2 separate regions of the Homo sapiens genome follow, and region 2 is linked to region 1. A link is a loop called in an ENCODE intact Hi-C map of the cell type or tissue named here. Cell type or tissue: GM12878. All regions are shown on one strand. Each heading gives the region's core, and the rest is flanking DNA. Links, peaks and the distances in the headings are about the cores only. Region 1 overlaps EDEM3 (ER degradation enhancing alpha-mannosidase like protein 3). Region 2 has its middle 7.5 kb from the start of NIBAN1.

What was found. A loop is a pair of places that touch in the nucleus more often than their neighbours do. Peaks named below come from ENCODE experiments on the same cell type or tissue, not always from the same donor. Only the 100,000 strongest peaks of a DNase experiment are listed, where the experiment ranks them.
Region 2: a loop joins it to region 1, with 3 times the contacts of the local background. A loop is called at or near these places in 17 of 110 quality-filtered maps.

The regions. Positions count from the first base shown.
Region 1 is chr1:184,746,350-184,749,276 of GRCh38, forward strand. All of the region lies in intron 2 of EDEM3 (ER degradation enhancing alpha-mannosidase like protein 3), which reads right to left. Among named protein-coding and RNA genes, the nearest start is that of EDEM3, 7.0 kb to the right of the region's middle. In GM12878, for the core only: no CTCF peak of the experiment used is centred there; a DNase peak (open chromatin) is centred at 1,082; H3K27ac peaks cover 1,744 bases.
Region 2 is chr1:184,980,545-184,983,471 of GRCh38, forward strand. No RefSeq gene overlaps it. Among named protein-coding and RNA genes, the nearest start is that of NIBAN1, 7.5 kb to the left of the region's middle. RefSeq lists a silencer at 1,738-1,857. In GM12878, for the core only: a CTCF peak has its summit at 1,796 (motif pointing left); a DNase peak (open chromatin) is centred at 1,697.

The DNA.
Region 1 (2,927 bases), core at 142-2,641:
AGTTCTATGTACTATCTGGAGAACAAGTTCTGAGTTACAGGCTAAGTGGATTTTAGGAGGGCAATTTCAATTTAGGCAGGAAATAAATAATAATGATAGTAGTAGTCGTTATCAGTAGCAGCAGTAAATTCTTACATCATGCTTCCTATTTGCCAGATATTAGTTCTAAGCACTTTCATTATATTAACTTGCTTAATCCTTCTAACAACATTGTGAGGCTGGCAAACCATTGTCTTCATTTTGCAGAGATGAAGAAACAGGCTCAGGAAGACTAGGTAACTTTCCCATTGTAACCCAGATGAGAGGTGGCAGAGCCATCTCAGGGTGTCCTGCTCCAAGTCCAGAGTTCTTGCTCTTAATAATACTATATTGCTTGTCTTTGGAAAACACCACTGCTTTCCTGGGAAGCAAGAAGGTTAAAGGAATTGTTCTACTGTAGACCAGACTGGAGAGTAGTATTAGAAAGAACTAGTGAGAAATGAGGAAAAACTTTCAACATTTATTAAAAGCCTGCCATGTACCAGGCATTTTATATTTTAGGATAGTAGGCAACTGACTACAAAAAAGTAAATGACTTACAGGCCCTGAAATTCACCTTAAACTTGTATTTTTAATTAAGTTTATTATTTCTTTGCATTTAAACACAAAGATATATCACAATGATCAAATGCAAAAAAAAAAAAACATTATTTTACTTCATCTTCACAAGAATTCAATTCAGTTCTTTCAAAAAAATTTGCTAAGCATTTATGTACCAGGCACAAGACATATAAAAAAGGTGAATGTATTAAAAATTAAAGAAATTGGTTCCTGTTCTTTAAAAAAAAATCTATAGTCTACAATAACTCTTTGCAATTATTCTCATTTTACATAGAAAGACACTGCTCAGATGGGTTAAATAACCTGTTTAGGGTCCAACCTGTAAATAGCTGAGACAGGATTTGAACTCAAGCCCTTCTAACTCCAAAACCTATACACTTTTACCCTACAGAAAGCTAAAAGTGTTTCTGAGTGTAGGGACCGGAAAAAAATTTCCAACTGACTTCAAATAACAAATACAAGGCAACTGTATTCTCGTTAATATTTTAGAACTGTGTCATGTTAGTTGAGAACTTGAAAAGAGGAAGTGTAAATTCTAGACTAAATCTTGGGTTACAGACCTCACACAGATTGAATATAGAAGAAGTACACAGCAAGAGTCACTCACATTGTAAAATAGTTGAACATTTTAAAATACATATTACAGTGGACACGTATGGTCCCACTGGAAATATATAAGACAATGTTACTTTCAAGAGTTCCCAGTCTTTGAAGCTGAAATCCTTCTCTCTTAAATCTTATTAAGTAGTTAATTGTAGCAGAAAGTTACTCAGTTAGGTCCCAATAGGCACAGGCCAGAAAGTCCTCTGAAAGCTGCCCTCAGTACCTGCACTGTCACAAACCTACTAAGTGTATTCTATAGTTAGAAAAAATGTATTGATATAACTTTCTGCCATTGATATAACTGTTCTACCTAAAAAGAACAAGATATTAAAGATACCATGCTTTATAAAGAGATGATCCTATTCATTGTGAGAAACTGAACTTATCCAGCTATATGCTATTTTATTTAACTTTGGAACTGCATTCATCAGTACGCATTTATGAGATGGCTAAGGTCTGAGGGTATAGGATGGAACCACTTGGCCATCTCAAAATCATTAGCCTAGATTTGTTAAATTATGCTTTGCCCAAACTGAATTAACCAGGGATAAATGATTTTGAAAGAAATAAGGGTTGACATGTGGGTGACAAAAAAAAATTAATTAAAAAACAGAACGGGTGTAATGGCTCACACCTGTAATCCCAACACTTTGGGAGGCAGAGGTGGGCAGATCACTTGAAGTCAGAAGTTCGAGACCAGCCTGGCCAACATGGTGAAACCCCATCTCTACCAAAAATACAAAAATTAGCCAGGCATGGTGGCACACACCTGTAATCCCAGCTACTCAGGAGGCTGAGGCAGGAGAATCACTTGAACCTGGGAGGTGGTGGCTGCAGTGAGCTGAGATAGTGCCGCTATACTCCACAGCCTGGGCGACAGAGCACAACTCCGTCTCAAAAAAAAAAACAAAAAACAAAAAACAAAAAAAACATTAAGGGAATGACTGAGGTCTTGAGAAATAAATTTGAAACTGTGTTTTTAATGTTGAAATGTATCCAAAAAAAATCATATCCTAAAAACATTAAGAACTCAAAATGTGCTCTCTCCAAATTTACAATATAAAAGAGAACGAGGACTGTCAAATATAAAACATGTTTTAAAACTAAAAATGCATAAATTACATATATTTAGATGTTCATAGATAACAATGATGTTAGTGTATGAAGATATTTGGTTAATATATGATAAAAAATGGATTCACAGAATCAGTTGAAAAATATTTTAAGCAGAACTAAAGCTAGTCCTCTGCCAAACTTTCCCAACTACATTTTATACGTTGTAATCATAGAAGAAAATCTGCTGACATATTTTAAAATGTAAAAACAAGGTTATAAGGGATAAGTTTCAGGATAATATGCTTAAACTCTTTTCAAATTACAATTTATGTGCAAAATTTTTTTTGAATTCCAGAATTTGCTATTTCATCTACGTTGTTGCACAACAGATCTCCAGAACTTTTCATCTTGTAAAACTGAAACTGCTATTTAATCTTAAGTGAGCCCTAAAACATTTTTAAATAATATGAATCAGCAAACTAAAAAGCAAAATATATTCAGTGCAGAGTCCATGAGGATACAATTAGGACAGAGGCTAAGTAACAATTTCTCTTTTAAGCAATGGTTTTCTTCAGTGTATAAATATTGTAAACATTTTTTTAAATTAAGAGAATAATCTCCCTTAAGACCAGAGATAACATCTTCATGTATATATCCACAATATCTAG
Region 2 (2,927 bases), core at 262-2,761, 230 kb after region 1:
ATGAATACATGCATAATTATAATTTATAAGTATATATAAACTTACTAGAATTACTTATTCACCAAAATGAGATGTTGCGCTCTATACATTCTTTAATCTGTGTCATAATTTTTCATATGGAATGTTTCCACTTAACTAAATATTTATTTCTAGGTCAATGGTATTTCACTGTATAAATGTAGCTTAATTCATCTACCTACTAACAATGTGTAATTCTCATTTGCATACCCCTATATTACACTGGACATTTTAATATCTTTTAAAATTAGCCTATTATTATTATTATTATTATTAATACTTGTCAATTTGGGTGTCTAAATAGGTGTCATATTCTGTTGCTCAATTTTGAAATTTTTAATGAGGAAGAATATTTTTTCCATGGGCTTTCTGGCCATATGTGTTCCTTCTTTGTGAATTGCCTATTCTTGTACTTCTCCATTTTTCTATTGATTTCTTATCCTTATTGTTATGGAAACATTTTATATCTATATTAGAGACATTAACCCTTTTACTGTAAAACACATTGCAAATTAAACACATTTTTCTTTCGGAAACATATTTCCCTGTGCTCTATATTGGATTTTCTTTTCTGAATATTGACCTAACTGCAGGCAAATTTAAAAATCAGATTTGTCTCTGCCACCTTCTCATCTTTCCTCATTCCCTCTTAGCCTTACGTAATGTCTAAAGAATGCCTAGCCTAATCAATAATATCTCTTATAGGTTGTTGTACCTAGGGTTTTTATACAAAATGGATTAACTTGGAAGTCATTTTACAAATTTTTAAAAAATATATAAATTTGTTTACTTACTAGCTGCCTCAAAAGATGGTTATAATAATCTAATACAATCTGTCTTAGGGGCTCAAAATTTACAGTGGAAAAGACTAGGCTTTAATCCTCATTCTGATACTGGCTTGCCTCATGATCTTGGGAAATAACTTAAATTTTCTAAGCTTCATATTCCTTATCTTCAAAATAGGTATCTGCAAAAATTAGATAAGATCATATGTGTAATATACTTAATACATATGACTATACCTACATATTTATCATTCTCTAAATGAAGCTAATATATAACTAGTGATAAATAAAAAGATACTTTAACTGTTTTATCAGTGCTAGTCTTTTTTATTCATATGCTTGTTATAATACTTTTGTGGCCAGTACATCAAACTCCCCAGGGGCAGGTATTAATACCAATTTTGAAAGGGAAAATGTGTATTACTATGTTTTAATTGTATATGTGAACAACAAAACATAACTGTCTTCATAATACAAACTATAGAAAGCCAAGCTGAATAAAATCTTTTCTAGAGGTAACATGTTGAAGATGGAATCCAATTTCTGCTTATCAATGACTCTTGAAGTTGCAGGAATTCCAGGACTGTGCGGCATTTTTATTGGAAAAAGACAGATATTTTTTAAGTTGAGAAACACTTGCTCAATGTGCTTTTCAAATGTAAGTCATCACAATTATATATAAACCTCTAGTATTTGCATAAGACCATAGACACAGAATACAAGTTCAAGTATTTTAACAGAAACCAGTAAAGGCTTGGAACTAAGGATGACAACTCTAGAACCAAGGAGACGTTTAGATGTGTAGGCACCAGTCTTTCAAATCTGACAAATACCAGACCAGCACAGTTGCCCTTGTGAAAACTGTAGCCATATTACCGCCAAAGATAAACAGATTACATGGGTTCTTCTGAAGTCAAGGCTCTGAAGGACCTTGTATTTGGGGAAGTTAGTTTAGTGTTAGTGCACAAAGGGAAGAGTGCCACCTGCTGGGCCACCGATGATGCTCCCCGTGGGGCCACAGCTACTGGGCAGGGTGGGAAAGAACACTGACTCCGGTCCAAATCAAATTCATTTTGCTACATCTAGATTAGCTTAACAGTCGTTTGGAATTATTCAGCGATTTCTTACAAATATTAATATCCAAGCTTCTTTCTCCTCAGCTAACAAGTGAATCACTCTTTGAGAACAGAACTTTTCCGGCTAAATTTATTTAAGGGGGCTAATTCTAGTATTTTAACATGCAAACTTGTACACATGTGTAAGCTTTGTACCCACAAAATGTGCTCATAACACACATTTTTGACATTAATTATATTTTGTAAAGCACAGGGTTTTTTTCATTCTTTTGACTTAAGAGTCATCGTTCCCTCTTCTCTTTACGGTGCAAAATGCCAGCACAGTAATTCTCTTAGGCAGGTGTCAGTAGTTGCCGAGAATAGGCCAGGGCTCTGATTTCTATTCTATTGTGCTTGAATGGGGAGATGGGAAGAAGTTTTTATTTATTTATTTTTTGAGACAGGGTCTCGCTCTGTCACCCAGGCTGGAGTGCTGTGGCACGATCTCGGCTCATTGCAACCTCCTCCTGGGTTCAAGCAGTTCTCCTGCCTCAGCCTCCCGAGTACCTGGGACTACGAGTGCACACCACTATACTCAGCTAATTTTTGTATTTTTAGTAGAGATGGGGTTTCACTATGTTGGCCAGGCTGGTCTTGAAATCCTGACCTTAAGTGATTCACCTGCTTTGGCCTCCCAAGATGCTGGGATTACAGGCATGAGCCACCGCACCCAGCCGGGAAGAAGTATTGGTGGTGGAACCACAAGGGCGTGTAGGAACAGTGGGACTGATTCGTCAAAGTGGGGTGGGGTATTATGTCACTAATGTTGTTTAGAATTCCTGCACATGGTGATTTAAAAAAATGCAAGCTGAGTTAGTTTTATTATTGCTTTTCAGTGCTCTACAGAGTGTACCCCTTTTTGCCTGAACCAAGGACAGACCACTCCCACAGCATTCCTTCCCATATACCTCTAAATATTTTCACTCACAAATGGTGTAGGGAGTGAGGCAGAGATGTCTCGATTTATATGCCTTGTTTATGGAAGGAATATATGCTCTTCTACATTGGC